2 separate regions of the Mus musculus genome follow, and region 2 is linked to region 1. A link is a loop called in an ENCODE intact Hi-C map of the cell type or tissue named here. Cell type or tissue: gastrocnemius. All regions are shown on one strand.

Evidence for each region. Hi-C counts contacts between places; a loop is a spot of excess contacts. Peaks named below come from ENCODE experiments on the same cell type or tissue, not always from the same donor. Only the 100,000 strongest peaks of a DNase experiment are listed, where the experiment ranks them.
Region 2: a loop joins it to region 1, with 2.4 times the contacts of the local background. A loop is called at or near these places in 2 of 42 quality-filtered maps.

Annotation. Positions count from the first base shown.
Region 1 is chr6:71,924,351-71,932,350 of GRCm38, forward strand. It overlaps Polr1a (polymerase (RNA) I polypeptide A), which reads left to right. Exons shown (of 34, transcript NM_009088.3): 7 at 240-347; 8 at 1,934-2,039; 9 at 2,299-2,461; 10 at 4,959-5,129; 11 at 5,315-5,437; 12 at 7,244-7,474. Among named protein-coding and RNA genes, the nearest start is that of Polr1a, 19 kb to the left of the region's middle. In gastrocnemius, a CTCF peak has its summit at 3,771 (motif pointing right); a DNase peak (open chromatin) is centred at 3,769.
Region 2 is chr6:72,314,950-72,322,949 of GRCm38, forward strand. It overlaps Usp39 (ubiquitin specific peptidase 39), which reads right to left. Exons shown (of 13, transcript NM_138592.4): 11 at 6,307-6,442; 12 at 4,791-4,877; 13 at 3,727-4,290. The coding sequence ends at 4,243. Among named protein-coding and RNA genes, the nearest start is that of Sftpb, 14 kb to the left of the region's middle. In gastrocnemius, a CTCF peak has its summit at 4,252 (motif pointing left); a DNase peak (open chromatin) is centred at 4,244; H3K27ac peaks cover 1,938 bases.

The DNA of each region.
Region 1 (8,000 bases):
ACATGAACCAAAGCACTAGAAAAGAAAGTTTAAAAGTGAAAATAGTTATGTTAGTAATATGAGCGAGTGGGAATGCCCTGGTGTATTCTTCCACTCTGGTTTTATATAATAGTGTCTTGTGTTCGTTACTCCCGAAATCAGAGTGTGGGTGGAGATCCGGGCTGAGGAGCTGCTTCTCTGTAGAATGATGTTTACGGTTGTTGAAAGAATGGGGGGAATATGGGTCTATCTCACTACAGAAGGAGTGCCGGAAGCTCCAGGAATTGACAAGGCTCAGATGGGGAAACGAGGGTACCTGACCCCAAGCAGCGCCCAAGAACACCTTTTCGCCATTTGGAAGAATGAAGGTACTAGAGAAATTGTCTGTCTGTCTGTGGATTTGATTTCCTGGATCATTTTATTAGTCCACCCTCTTACTACCTTAACTGAAGTTCTAATTAATGTAGCTCCCACCTGTAATTTCTCCACTGGTCTGGGGCAAGCTTCAGGGCACATTGACTTAGAGCCATTAAGAAGCAAGGTAGGTCACACCCCCTACCAAGAACTTGGTGCAGCCGAGCCCAGTCACTGCTGCACTACTGCATTCTGGAAGGCTTATTGTCACTCATCTTTTTCAGATGTCCACTAAAAGGGATGTTTTAGCTGGGCAGGTGGCACACACCTTTAGTCTCAGCACTTGGGAGGCAGAGGTAGGTGGATCTCTTGAGTTCAAGGCATGGTCTATATAGTGAGTTCCAAGAAAGCCAAAGCTACTTAGTGAGACCATCTTGAAACCCCCCCCCCCAAAAAAAAGATCTTGTAAACATTCATTCTATGCAGATTCCTTCTGTGAATCAGAGTGAACTTTTGTATGTTTCAGTTCCCTGCAAAAAGGGAAATCTTCCCCTTTCTGAATACATAAGATGGCCAGTGCAGAGACCTCGAAGTCCTCAGCCATCTTCCAAGATGGTGTCAGGGCACTAACGATGGTCTCTGCAAAGGAAGTGCTCTGGGCACTGATTGGTCTCTGCACAGGAAGTGTTCTGGGCACTGATTGGTCTCTGCACAGGAAGTGTTCTGGGCACTGATTGGTCTCTGCACAGGAAGTGTTCTGGGCACTGATTGGTCTCTGCACAGGAAGTGTTCTGGGCACTGATTGGTCTCTGCACAGGAAGTGCTCTGGGCACTGATTGGTCTCTGCACAGGAAGCTCATAGACAACCATGGTATCGCCAGGATTACAAGAGTGGAAAAGTACCGCATTCGTTAAGTGCTTTCTGTGGCAGGCTTTACTCAGGCTTGGTTCATTTTCTCCAAGCAGTTTTAGGTCAGCTTACTTACGTCTCTGATCCAGTTTGCAGAAGAGCCCTCTTCACATACCTATAGAGAAAGGATGTTCCATTATCTTTTGTTTTTAAGAGACTAAACTTTATTTGACTTGATTTTTTTTTTTTATTTTGATTAATTTTGTTCAGAGTCCAAAATAGCAAACATTTTTTTTGTTTGTTTTTTGTTTTTCGAGACAGGGTTTCTCTGTGTAGCCCTGGCTGTCCTGGAACTCAGTTTATAGACCAGTCTGGCCTTGAACTCAGAAATCCGCCTGCCTCTGCCTCTGCTGGGATTACAGGCTGTGCCACCACGCCCCTGCTTGCAAACATTTTGTTATGTATGTAAGATTCCACACCTAGGAGGGAGGGTGACTTAAGCTTCCTGTTTCTTCATAGCTCATTTCCTTACTGAAGTACCGTTGGCCCTCAGCATCTTCATCTTATCTTACTGCATACAAGCTGTCCTATGCCCAGGCTGACTTTGTTTGTTTTTATAAGAAGTATTTTCTTATTCTGCATAGCATCCCATATCCTGTTTTGATTTGTTTTTTTTTTCTTAGTAACATTTTTATGTTTTTATGCATAAATGGCTTAAATGGTCTTGTTGGTTACTTTATTTCAACACAGGATTCTTTCTGAATTATCTTTTTTCGGGATTGGATGATATTGGCCCAGAGTCCAGTTTCAACCCCAGTATGTTCTTTCTAGACTTCATAGTCGTACCGCCATCCAGGTAACTCCTTTTAACTTACTCTGCATGAAAAGGGTGGGCTGAGGAATTGAGCAGGGTCACGTAGGAGGGCCTGGAAGGGTTGGGCCACTGAGAAATCAAACAGCTGTCAAACCAAGGTTGCAGGTAGTGGCCTGAGCATTCTCTGTCATTTGGTTGTCCTAGACATAGGTGGTTGTTTCTAGTGGACTGAGCTGTGCTTCTTTCAGTAAATAGTTAGGAGGCTGAAAAACATTCATGAAGCCTGTATGCCACCCTGTAGGTACCGTCCCGTCAATCGCCTGGGTGACCAGATGTTCACTAATGGCCAGACAGTAAACTTGCAAGCTGTCATGAAGGATGCAGTTTTGATCCGGAAACTTCTGGCGTTGATGGCCCAAGAACAGAAACTGCCCTGTGAGATGACAGAACTCACCATAGACAAGGTCAGAGCTGCCTCGGTGTTGATACAATGTCTTGGTTAAGGACAGGTTTGGTAAGAACTACACACTTGGTTCTAACTGTGTGGACACAGATGTTGTGGCTGCTGCAAGATGCTACCTGCAGTGGGCAGCACCCCTGGTTGGCAGTGTGACTTGTTAGGACAAGTGCAGGCCTGATTATAGATAAATGTAGGTATTGTTTGGGTTCAATATCCAAAGATCATGCCAGTGGTTTTAGTCACTTTGATTTCTTGGACGCATCTTCACTATACAGTGTATGACATTTATGGTGAGGTTTCACACCCAGGCTGTTCTTGGAGGTCTCAGTAGTCATCTTCCCTCCGGCTCTAAGGATGTGTGTGTTGGCTCAGAAAGGTCTTTAGCAATGGAGCCAGGAAGACGATGTAGAATGGGATTTTCTAGAATAAGACCATCCCCACTGACAGTTACCTAGCCCTTTCCAGGTCTTACATCAAACTCTGTAAATTAAAGCTAAATTGGGTATTCAAAGTGACTTGCCAAGGTCACTCCATCCCTGAACTGTGGTCAGGATGTAAATAGAATGGCTTTTTCTAGCTTTGGAGAGACAGACCTCTCATATTCCATGTCATTTGCTCAGACAGTGCTGCTATAAGCCAGGGTTGTCCCAGGGTGACACCATTGTCTCCTGGGCACATAGCTTTGGATGACTTCTTGACCCTTTGTCTGGTTCTACTGAACTTTACTGATGAGTCAGTGTGGATGTGCTTTTAACAGCATAAGAAAGAGTTGCCATCTGCAGGTCCTGGTCCAGTGTGGAAGACTGAAGACCATAGGATAATCAAATCCAATGAGTAGGAATGAGAATTTTATTTTAGTGACCCTTAAGAGTAGAGACTAGCTTTTGTCAATAGTAACAGGGCTCTATCTCTAGGGGGAAAAAAAAAAAACAAACAATACTGTCTTGATCCCTCGGCTAATTTCCCTTTAATTAATTAGACATATTCTTGTTTTTTTCCTATTTGTGTTCATCATTGTATTCCCATGGCACTGATCTCTCAGGAGCTGTCCCCTAGGGACTAGGGACATACCAGAAGCCAGGGGACAAGGTCTTGTTCATTTCAACAGCAATCATGTGACTATAAGCAGTGAGTTTGACTAGACAGGCCTCTGCCATCATGCAGGTGGTGAAAGGACTGTAATGTTGTCTGCAGAACTATATGTACCCTCCAAGATGACTCCTTTATTCCCTGGTAATGGGGACAAACCCAGATTATCACTGTGGCATTGTCATCTGCCTTCACACACTGTTTGTAGCCAGATGGGGCCAGTAGGTGGTGCTCTAAGGACCTCTGTGTTTCTCTTCCCTGGGTAGGTAAGAAGAAGAGTCAGGATTAGGGATAGAAATATTTTTACATGATTAGATAAATATTTAAGCTTGAGGATGAGCCAGTTAGCTTAGTCTAACCCACTTGGGGACTCACATTATAACTGGTGACATACAGTATTATATGGCAAACATTTTTCTTAAGAAATTATTCTACCTGCATTAAAATAATAGTAATGTTATTTGGTGGTGGTGGCTGTTATTATTATTATTGTTATTGTTATTATTATTATTATTATTATTATTATTATTATTATTTGGAGACAGGGTCTCATGTATGTAGCCCATGCTGGCCTTTAAGTTACCATATAGCCAGGGCTGCCCTTAAACTTCTGATGCCCTGCTGCCACCTTCCAAGTGCTGGGCTTACTGTGTGCCCCATCGCTGCCAGTTTCTGTGCTGCTGGAGATGGAGCCAGGGCTTCCAGCAAGCTAGGCAAGCCCTCCACCGCACTTTTATGAATTCACTAATGTTTTCCTAACCCTGTAACTGAAGTAGCAGTTCCATATGAAACTGTTGTCTGGTGGGACCCTCAGCAACAGAGTGCCCACGGGAAGGGCTGCTAAGACCCCCTTGGTTTGGGTGGACTAGACATTAAGAAGCTTAAGATAGAACCTGCTTACGTTATTTTTTAAATCTTAGTGTAGTTTTGATTTTGAGACCAGATTTTGCTCTCCTACCTCTACTTCTCAAGTGGCTGATAATTATAGATATATGCAATGCTGCTGTGCTGATGAATTTTGAGTTCATTTTATAACTAAAAGAGACAAGCTGATACATTCATAGAGGGGCTGGAGCTGATGTGTACTACTGATACACACTAACAAGTACAGTACCATCTGTCAGCTTCCAGGGCTTCTTTTCTTTTTTTAATATAAAGATTTAATTTATATGAATATGGTGTAGCTGTCTCCAGTCACACCATAAGAGGGCATTGGATCCCATTACAGATGAGTCACCATGTGATTGCTGGGATTTGAACTCAGGACCTCTGGAAGAGCAGTCAGTGCTGTTAACCTCTGAACCATCTCTCCAGCCCCCTTCCTGCTCCCCTTTTTGTTTCTCATTAAGGGCTAGGTTGAGTAACCAAGTGTTTTTTCAATCACTCCTATTTTCCTGCCTTTATCTTCCCAGGAAAATGACTCCTCAGTGGCTATCGACCGATCCTTCCTGGGTTTGCTTCCAGGCCCGTCTCTCACAGATAAACTTTACAACATTTGGATTCGCCTTCAGAGCCACGTCAATATTGTGTTTGACAGTGAGATGGACAAATTGATGTTGGAAAAGTACCCTGGCATAAGACAGGTGAGCAGTGAATTGGATTCCGATCACATGTTGGTGAGGGTCAGCAGCTAACAACTGGTCTGCATCCCCGGCTCGCGTCTGCATGTGTAGAAATAAGTGCACATTATACTCACTGTTTCAGAAGCAAGAAGACAGTAGACATGACTGAACTATTTAATATTCTGGCACTTTTTTGCTCTGTGTAGATCCTAGAGAAGAAGGAAGGCCTGTTCCGGAAGCACATGATGGGAAAGCGAGTTGACTACGCAGCCCGCTCGGTCATCTGCCCAGACATGTACATCAACACCAATGAGATCGGAATCCCCATGGTACGTGTTTGTGGGCAGGCCTCATTTTGCTACTGGTGGCTGGGAGATAGGTGTGCCATCAAGGGCTGGGGACAGAGTTGATGGTAGATCAACATGGCTCCAATGGGGACAGCTTCCACTGCTTCACATGTGGAAGGAACTTGAGGTACAAAATGGTTTTGCCATCCTAGAAGACTTTTGCCCCAGAGCACCTTAACCTAGTCTTTAAACCTTTCTTGTCCAACTGAGTCCATGACGGGAGAAGAGGAGGGCAGGGATGTCAGTCCGACTTGAGTGTCTGGCAGTGGAGATGGGAGAGAGCCCTCAGAAGGACAGCGAGTGTGTATCATCTGTCTCTCCCAGTTCCAGGGGTGAGTGGCTTGCCTGGTCACCCATTAGCGCTCCTTGGCGAGCCAGCTTCCTTTTCTCACTTCCCCGCCAGTTAAAGCCTTGGTGCTCATTAGCAGCACTCTCTAGCCGACTTCCTCCTTAATGGGCCTCGAGGTCAATAATTCGAGGACGGTTTAATTCCCTCTGTGCAGAGTTTCATTTCCTTACACGCCACCCTGCCTCTCTTGGGGCAGCTGGTAATAAGCAGAGCTAAAGTGTTCTGAGTCTTGGGCACAGTTTGGCTTCCTGGGCCTGATGTGTCAAGAACAGGCAGAGAGCACAGTTCCTGGGTTCATTGCCTCCCGGGAACCAGAGGTCTTCGCATCCAAAAGCTGAAATATATACCAAGGAAAGCCAGTCATAATATCCTTAAGTTTGAATCTCTGGGAGGAAAGGCCTGGTAGGCAGAAGGTAGAAGCCATCCAGGCTCTGACCTCAGTGCCTGGAGTGTCCCCAGCTTTGCCTTGTACCTCCATAGCATTCTGATCTTTTCTTTTTAAGATCTGGGTTTATTTGCTAATAGCTTGTATCCTGAGGAGAGACTCTAATGCTCTCCACCTTATTGACCCCCACCTTAACCCAAAATCTCAGAGCCATGTAGGCCTGAGGTTAATACAGGGTGACCAGGAAGAACAGTGCTAACCCTGCTCCCCTCCCCCACAGTGCACCAGAGGGGTTATGGGAACAAGAAGGTGAGAGAAAATGAGACTAAGCTAACCTGGCAGGGTTCCACACACCGGAGCACTGCCTCCTAAAGCTGTGGGCCGAGTGATGGGCAAACAGTAAACAAGCCCATTAGCTCGAAGTGAAGGAGGCGGGGCTCTACACTGCTCCCACATACAGACCTGGAGCTTTCACATCCTGGGCTCTGGAGTCTGTGTGTGTGTTGAAGGAGCAAGTAAGTGAACATCTGTGACTCGGAAACTTACTTCGCTGGAGAGAACTCACTTGCTTTAGAGCAAGTTTCAGGCCTAGTGTTGACAGAAGAACACTTCACGTTCTCAGGGGTCAGAATTGCAAATCCATTTCCTCTTCAGCGCCACTCTCTGATGCCATGCCTGGGCTCAGTGGAGGTCACTAAGCAGTTAGTGACACCTGCTGGGATGGGGAGGGGTGTGGTCGCTTTCAAGCAAGTGCCCCGTACTACCCCTTTGGCAACACAGACTTTATTGGCGGACAGGAAAGGGTGACGTTTTGGTGGGTGTACATTTAAGAGAACTAATCTGTAAGTTGCCCTGTCTGTTCCCTTAAGAGAGCAAGCCTAGCAAAATAGTTCAGCAAAGGAGACATGTTGCTCTGCCTGTAGAAAGGCCTTGGCTAAGCAAGACAGCTCTCCACAGTTTGGGAAGAAACCAGGCAGCTCATTTTGTTAGCTTTTGTATTCCTGTAACCTTTGTCTGCCCATTCTGAATTTTAACATGCCATCCTTCTTTCTAGGTATTTGCCACAAAACTGACTTACCCTCAGCCAGTTACCCCCTGGAACGTGCAGGAACTGAGACAGGCAGTCATCAATGGACCCAATGTGCACCCAGGAGCCTCCATGGTCATCAACGAGGATGGCAGTCGCACAGCCCTGAGCTCAGTGGATGCTGCGCAGCGGGAAGCTGTGGCCAAACAGCTCCTGACACCAGCCACAGGGGCTCCGAAGCCTCAGGGGACAAAAGTTGTAAGTAAGAACATGGGTTTGTTCATAACTTCCTAGTTCCTGTCTGGTTCCAACTTGCTGCCTCTGAGCAGGGCTAATCAGAGGATGGTTCTCAGATCAGAAGCAGCTTCACTGGAACTAAGGAGAGAGAGAAGTTGATCAGGGTCCTCACCCCTTGTATTGAATTAGCATAGCATCTCTGGGATTGGCTAACTATAATATTGTAATATTTGACAAACGTTCCCACCTGCTTAGAGGGAACTTTGGAGACACCCTTGGCTTGGCTTGGCTTGGCTTGGTGACCACTGGTTCCCACTGATTTTTCAGGGCTAACAATAAGCCAGTCTTTTGCCTTCCTTATTTTTGAAGGTCTCCTCAGCTAGAGCAGAGTTAAATTCTGCTCTATGCTGATTTGCTTTGGTAACAGGGACACCATTCAGACCATTCAAGGCACCAGTTTTGTTCTTTGTTAGGTTAGTACATTGTTGGGAGCTATCTGAGGGATTCAAGAAGCAGCAAGGTACGTTTTGCTTACCAGGCAAATAAA
Region 2 (8,000 bases), 390 kb after region 1:
CACACACACACACACACACACACACACACACACACATTTAATATAAAAATCAGGAAACCAGGCCAGTGACATGGCTCAGCAGGTAAAGAACTGCACAAGCCGGATACTCTGAATTTGATCCCTGGAACCTAGGGTTGTGGGAGAGTTGACTCCCACGTAATCCTCTGACCTCCCACACTTACACCATGGCACATGTGACCCCCTCCTGGTATATGCTTACAATTAATGATAACAATCAATTTCTCTTAAGTCAGGAAATCCCTGACCTGGGTGAGGCTGAGCACCACACACTCTGGTCATTATGGTTCCGTATTGAAGATGTTCTGCTGCTAAGATAAACAGTTTCTAGAGCTGAGGGGATAGACAGCTCAGTGATAGAGTGCTAGTCTAACATGCTCTGGACCCTGGGTTTTATCCCAGCACTGAAAACAAGTGAGCACAGAGAGGGGACAGATTCTCTTGTCTGCATGTAAGCTTACAATCCTGAGGCTGAATCCATGCCTGCCATGATGATCTAAGATCATCTAGGACTGTGCATTCTGAGGACCAGTTCCCATGTTACACAATGCCTGAGTCACAGCTAATAAAGTCCTGTTCCCTTGTGCAGAGTAAGAACACACTATCTTTTAAGGGGTGGCAGGAGTCACAGTCTCATGCAGCCTGATGTCAGCAGGCCTGGGCCACCTCTCTCTGCCTTACAGAGCACAAATCCACATCTACTCCCTAATCTCGGCTTCCAGCATGGTCTCCCTCCTGCTGCCTACTCTTTCCCTACAAGCTTACTTCTTAAGCTCAAGGTACCAAAATATAAAATAAGCAAACGAGGGGCTGGAGAGATGGCTCAGCAGCTTGGAGCACTTTTACCTTGCTGAGGACCTGAGTCTGACTCCAAACATCCGCATGGTTTTCGTTTTTGTTTGTTTTTTTCCGAGACAGGGTTTCTCTGTAGCTCTGGCTGTCCTGGAACTCACTCTGTAGACCAGGCTGGCCTTGAACTCAGAAATCCACCTGCCTCTGCCTCTCAAGTGCTGGGATTAAAGGCGTGTGCCACCACTCCCAGCACACAAAGGCAAATAAATCCATCTTTAGTATTAAAGATCTAAATGCTAAACATGTCCCTTTATATGTATAGCTAAAACACTTCTATCATATTTCTAATTATAAAAAACTTCATTTGTTATAGAAAATCTAGGAACTACAAACAGACACAGACCCACTCCACACACTCTCCTCAGTCTGAAGAGGGCACCGGAACTCCTTGCATGTTCAGACAGTGAGCTCAGTGCTTTCTCTGCCCCTGCAGGCTCTGTCTGGCTCCACCCACAGCACCTAAGCACCAGGGCAAGCTTTCTGCTCAGCCTGCTCTGAGACAGCAGTGGCTGAGATGTAAATCCCTGGTCTGTAGACTTGAACTTTACAATAGATATTTTGTAAGTGTACAGATTATTGTCTCAAAAGTCCTTGATTTCATTACAACACTCAGGTAAGTGAAGGAAAGAGGGTAAATGAGCCAAAGACAGGCAGATCTCCAGGAGTTCAAGGCCTGCCTAGTCTACAGAGTGAGTTTCAGGCCAGCCAGGGCTATGGAGAAAGACCGTGAGTTACTTTCAGATGAAAACAGTATTATTTGGAGCCAAAACTCACTCACTGAGAAATGCAATTTTATCTATGTCCCATGATGAATGACTAAATTTTAAACTGCCATCACAAGCCATTTTAAAAACCATTTTAATTATTTGTATGGACTTTTTTTCTGTATGTCTGTGCACCACGTGTCTGTTGCCTACAAAGGCCAGAAAAGGTCATCAGAGCCTTTAGCCTGGAGTTATAGATGGTTGTGAGCTACCAAGTAGGTGATAGGATTTGAACCTAGGTCCTCTGGAAAAACAGCTATTAACTGCTTAGCCATTAAGCTGCTTTAAACCACTGAGCCATCTCTCCAGCCTGAACACAAAGTCTCATTATATTTATTATTTTATTATATACTATTCAAAGCCATTTATGGGGCTGGTGAGATGGCTCAGTGGGTAAGAGCACCCGACTGCTCTTCTGAAGGTCCAGAGTTCAAATCCCAGCAACCACATGGTGGCTCACAACCATCCGTAACAAGATCTGCCTCCCTCTTCTGGTGTGTCTGAAGACAGCTACAATGTACTTACATATAATAATAAATAAATCTTTAAAAAAAAAAAAAAAAAAAAAAGCCATTTATGTACATCTATGTAAAAACACACGGCACATTGACTGGGTAGGAGGATGAACACGGATCTTACCCAAGTTGCTCTGTAATCTGTATTGCTCCTTTCTACTTTTCCAGGACCAGGTATGTATAAATGCAGAGCACTTGCCTAACACAAGTCCCTGGGTTCAAGTCCCCAGCACCAAAGGCCCCAAACAGCCCAGTAACACAGCATTTTTGGTTTTTGAAACTGGGTGTACTCATGGTCCCCTTGCCTCTGCCTCCCAAATGCCAAGATTACACACATGTGCCATGACATCCAGCTTTGTGTGTGTACTCCAATGTGTTTACTATGTGTATGTGCATGTCTGTGTGCACTTGTGTGGGTAGTGAGCATGGTTATGGGTATTTGTGCATGTGGAAGCCAGAGGAGACCCTCAGCCCTCACTCCTCATGCACTGTTCACATTGCCTTTGAGACAGCGGCCCTCACTAGCCCAGCAAGCCCTGGGGAGCTGCCTGTTTTCCTGTCGCTTTATTACAAGCAGGCATTCCATGCTGGCTTTTCTCTTTCGTTTGTTCGTGAGTTTGGGGGACTGGATTCTGTAAGATGGGCACTTTACCAGCTGAGCTATCTCATCAGCTCCCAGCTTTTACTTTTAATCCTTTTTCCCAGTGCTTAGGACAGAGCACATGGTCTGGTACTGACAGGCAAGTGCTGTCCACTGAGCTGCACTACCAGCCCCAACCTTCCCAAGTCCATACTTGCAGGCCTTTGCCATCACTGCTAATCACATGTTTTAAAATGTTCTCAATTACTTTTATTTAGTGTGGGAGGGGGGACCTGAGTGTGCCACAGTGCACATGCGGTGCTCAGAGAATCTGCACAAGTCCGCCCTCTCTTTCTACCATGTGGAACCAGAGACTGAACTCCAGTCATCAGGTTTTGTGGCATGTGCCTTCTTTACCTGCTGAGCAGTCCCTGGCCAGATGAACCCAACCAAAGGGGGAATGGTGGCCTGTAATCCCAGCACTCTTACACAGTTAGAGACAGGAGGATGCGAAGCTAGAGGCCAGATAGGGACATAGCAATACCCTGTCTCTAAAATTTAAAAAAGAGAAAAGAAAAAAAAAAAAAAAAAGAAAGAAAGAAACAAAGAAACAAACCAATTCCAAGAGAGCTGCTGTAATGAGCTGCCTGCTGCCCACTGGTGTGCCAGCTTGCCCACATCTCAGGCCCAAGGCCTCCAACCCTTCAGTGACTGAGCTTGACAGAAGCCATTTCTGCCAGTCAGCCCCTGCCTCGGGCTTCCCATCAGCCTGGCAGAGACCTGCTCAAGCTACAATGATTCCACTTCTCTGCCTGGGGGTGCGGGGGGGGGGGGGGGGGAACCTCAGTCCCAAATCACCCACTGTCAGCCTTCTAGGTAGGCACGAAAACCTATCATTTTAGCCAGATATTTTGTGACTTAGAGACAAATACACCCCTAACGACATACCACCCACAAGCTGACAGGAAGAGACAAGGATAGTGCCCACCCACAAGCTGACAGACTACAGACAGGAGTATATAATATAAAGTTAAGAAGGAAAACAAAACCCTTAACAAGCCTCAATGGGGTATATGAAACAACAGCCTGGTTTAAAAACAGGAGGATATTTAATCCATCGCACACGTCCCACAGGAGATGAAGGGAGCTACAGGAAAGCCACTACCTATGACAGAAGGCTGCTGCTGACTTCACGTTTACTCCTAGGGTCTCCAGACCTGACGTTTCTACCGAACTGTCTGTTCTTTGATACTTGCAGCAATTCAAATAAGGCATCCATCTGTAAGAGTTCTGCCTGCTGATGCTGAAAGGGAAGAGTGTCGACCACAACGTGCTGCCGGAGACAGCGCAGAACATCAGGGCAGACAGGCTCCTTCATGGTGATGCAGCCAGAATCCATAAAAACTGGACTGGGGCAGGAATCTTTCAGTCAGTCTGTGTTCAGCGACAGCTTCAGTATTTTTATTTACCATCTTCAGCCACAGCCCTTGGGAATAAAAACCCAACAAGGCGTTCAAGCCCCCTGCTGGTTGGTTTCATCATTGTCCCGCCTCTTCCAAATCTGTCAGAAATAGAAAGTGATCTCTTCAGTGAGTTAGCCCTCAAGTAACTATTCTGTGCAGCAAACAGACAGCACGACACCGATACACACGCCAGTCTCAAAAACAATCCGCACCATCCACAACAGCGCCTTTCGTTCCATTTTCATTTCCCACTCACCCGTGACTTTTCTTCCATCCTTTTTCAGATTTATTTATTATTCAATGTGTATGCGTGTTCACCTGCATGTATGTATGTGCCCACCATGGGCATGCCTGGTAATGCACACAGGTCAGAAGACAGCTTTGGATCTCCTAGAACTAGAGCCACAGATCTCTGCTAACTCACAAGTCACACACACACTTCTTTGCTTCCTTGCTGACTGATAGGCTTCCATACTTTTCCTTTCTGAAAGTCTGACTGGCTTCTGGAGCCACACAATCTGATCCCCTTACACTCAAAGCACCGGGCCCTGCAAGCAAGGCTACAGCAGCTCCACTTCCTGCGTTGGCCCACACCCACCTGAATGTACGCCTCAGACAGTGTGATCATCTGGGGCAGAATGTCTGTCACCTGGAGGTCTTGTAATTCATACCACTTGCCAGTCCCCTGCACAAAGCACAAAGAGCTGGGTTAATGGCTCTCCAAAATCAGAGGTTAAAAATGGTCACAGCCAAGAGACAGACACATCAGAATGGCCACTAAACATCAGCAAGAGCCATGAGGATGGTTCATAACCTTGGCTAGACCTGATTCAACAAACAGTTCAGGCAACCTCAATTCCTGTGGAGGAGCCTTTGAAGTACAACGAAGTCCCAAACATTCTGCTTTCCTTTCTGTCCTTTCTCTGTGTTTGTATATAAGGGTGCCCTCACATAACCAGTCTAGCATCAGATTTTCTCTTTAGCCAAGGAGGGACGGCCTTGAACTTCTGATTCTCTGCTTCTACCTCTGGAGTACAGGCACATTAGAGTGTATGTCACCACACCCAGTTTATGTGGTGTCTGGAATCAAGCTTAAGGTGTTGTGCACACTGGATACCCCATCACTTGAGCTAAATCCCCAAACCCATTTCTACCCTTCTGGAAATGAATTTAGGTGGCCACTCAAGAGGAAAAAGAGAAAGCCCTCTAATCTCTAATGTCTTTTTTTCTGTCAAAAAAAATGGTAAATCAGACAAACTCAGTTAAGTTGAAGACTTAACTGAAGCCAGTAGCATAGGACGGCCTAGGCTTCCTCATGTGTGAGAGCTATGCTTTAAGGACAGTAAACCACTAGTCCTAGAGACATTAACCAGGTTAAAACAACCTACACTAAATCCTGTGTTTGTACAAATATCCTGTGTATGCTTTCGTTTTCAGCTTAGGCACACTCTTAAAAAAACTTTTTTAGTTCAGCCAGGCATGGTAGTAATGCCTGTGATCCTCGGACCTAGAAAGCTGAGGGCGGAGCTGCCTCAAGTTCTCAGCCAGCCTGGGCTACAGAGTCAAACGATGCCATAAAAAGACAAAGCTTCAAAATGTAAATTTCAAACACATCAAAGGGTCTTGTTAAATAATGAAGTGTTCCACGGGGTTGGGACTCTGCCATTGTAAGGAGCCCTAAGATGGTACCACTCTGGCTGGTGGGGCTCTGACTCAGAACACAAGTTCTCAACCCTGGCTGGGTATGAGAATCCCCAGGAGAACCTCAGAGCACCTAACACTTCATTATACATCCACATAATCTAAGGCAGTTTCCTAATTAACTAGGATCAATAGCTTGGATTTAAGGAAGGGTGTAACAGCACTGTAGACCCTGTGGCTACATCCCTGGCCTCTACTCCAGTTGAAAACCAATGTCTACTGTGGCCGTGCTGGGGCAGGGCCAGCACTTAGGACCTCAGAAAGCTTCAGGGAGCATCTAACAGTAAGACAGAACTAAAGCCATTGCCTCTAGTATATAGAGGTCTCTGAAGCAAGGCCCCAACACCGGCAAACAAACTCAAAGTCAGCACAGGAACAGCACCTATTCTGCAGCTCTGGGCCACAGCACTCACATGATGAAGCACGTGGATCCTGTAGGAGCCCTCAGAGGGCTTGCCATCATGCACGATGTTGGCGATGAGATCATAGGTGGTGTTCTTGTGGACGGCTTGGACTTCTTCAGATAAGTATTCTCTCAGATCCACATTTCTGGAGATAAAAAATAAAGTAAGTCAGACCATGGCTGTGAAGTTAGAGACATGCCCCATACAAATGAACAAATGAACCACAGAACTATTGACTTGTTAACTTTAGGGTCCTACCTCTTCGAGGGTTTGCAGTGCCAAAAAAGTTCCAGTGAGTTGAATTTACATTTTTCAACAGCAACTACTTATCTCAGGAAAATTCCCTTTAGAAGCAAGTCTAGGAGCCAAAAGTGCAGGCTCTCTGCTCACCTGGACCTGAATGGAAATCTTGGCTGTCACATGATGGCTGTGAATTTAAGCAGGTTACACAAGGAATGTGACTCCTCTGCCTGCCTTGGGAGCAATGAGCTGAGGCAGCAGGGACTTGACCACAGGCCTACCTGGGAGTCCACCTTGCAGCTCCAGGATTCAGGCAGCACCTGTCCTTTGCCCTCAGGCGCCCTACAGAAGATTGACTCCATGCTATGCCATCACTGTGACCACCTAATCTGAACACTAGGCAAACCATCAGCCTCTCACTTGTCCAGGACCTTACTGCTTTCATTCTTTCAGTGAAGTCAGAGGTAAAGTCCTTACAAGCAACACAGCTCACGTAAGCAGCAGGTATGAAATGGGAGTTCATTCAAGGCTTCTAGACTAGAAAACCAGCACTGAAGAAAGAATGGGTCCAGAGAGTCAGCTGCCTTCTGTTCCTTTGTATGTGTGGTGTTGTTCCTGTGTGTGTGACACGCAGATGAATGTGAATGCTTGGAGAGGTGAGATCAACACCTCAGCTTCTCTTTCTTATTCTTTATGCAAGGTCTCTCAGCCCATCTTCTGCTTTTCAAGAGCACAACACACGTGGTGTACACACACATGCTGACCAAGGCACTCACATACATAAAGTGATGCATACTCTCTGGATCCACTTTCCTCACTGCTGTTTTCCTAGTCTAGAAGCCTTGAATAAACAAACTCCCATTACATGCCTCTGTGAGTTCAAAGTCAGCCTGGCCTACATATCGAGATCCAAAAAAAAACAATGTAGGGACCCTGTCTCGATAAAGGTTTTTTTAAAAAAAATTAAAAACAATTAGAGAAATGAATCTACTGGTAAAGTGTTCACCATGCAAGCCTGGTGACCTGAGTTTGATCCCTGGGATCCACACAGTGGAGGAAGAAAACTGAATCCTCTAAGTTATCCTCAGTTTTCCACATATGTGCCAAGGCTCACAAACACCCATGCAGGTCTAAGTGCACACCAATAAACAAAATAAATAAAATGTAGTAATTCCTATAATAAAGAAGTCGTTGGGGCTGGCAGATGGCTTAGCAAGTAAGAGCACTGACTACTCTTCCAAAGGTCCTGAGTTCAAATCCCAGCAGCCACATGGTGGCTCACAACCACCCGTAATGAAATCTGACGCCCTCTTCTGGTGTCTGAAGACAGCAACAGTGTACTTATTATAATGATAAATAAGTCTTAAAAAAAAAAAGTCATTGAGTCCTATTCTAAGAATAGATCTCCTGTTTTCTAACTTCTCTGGAGCAAGCTGTCCAAAAGGCAAGCTACTCAAGTCACA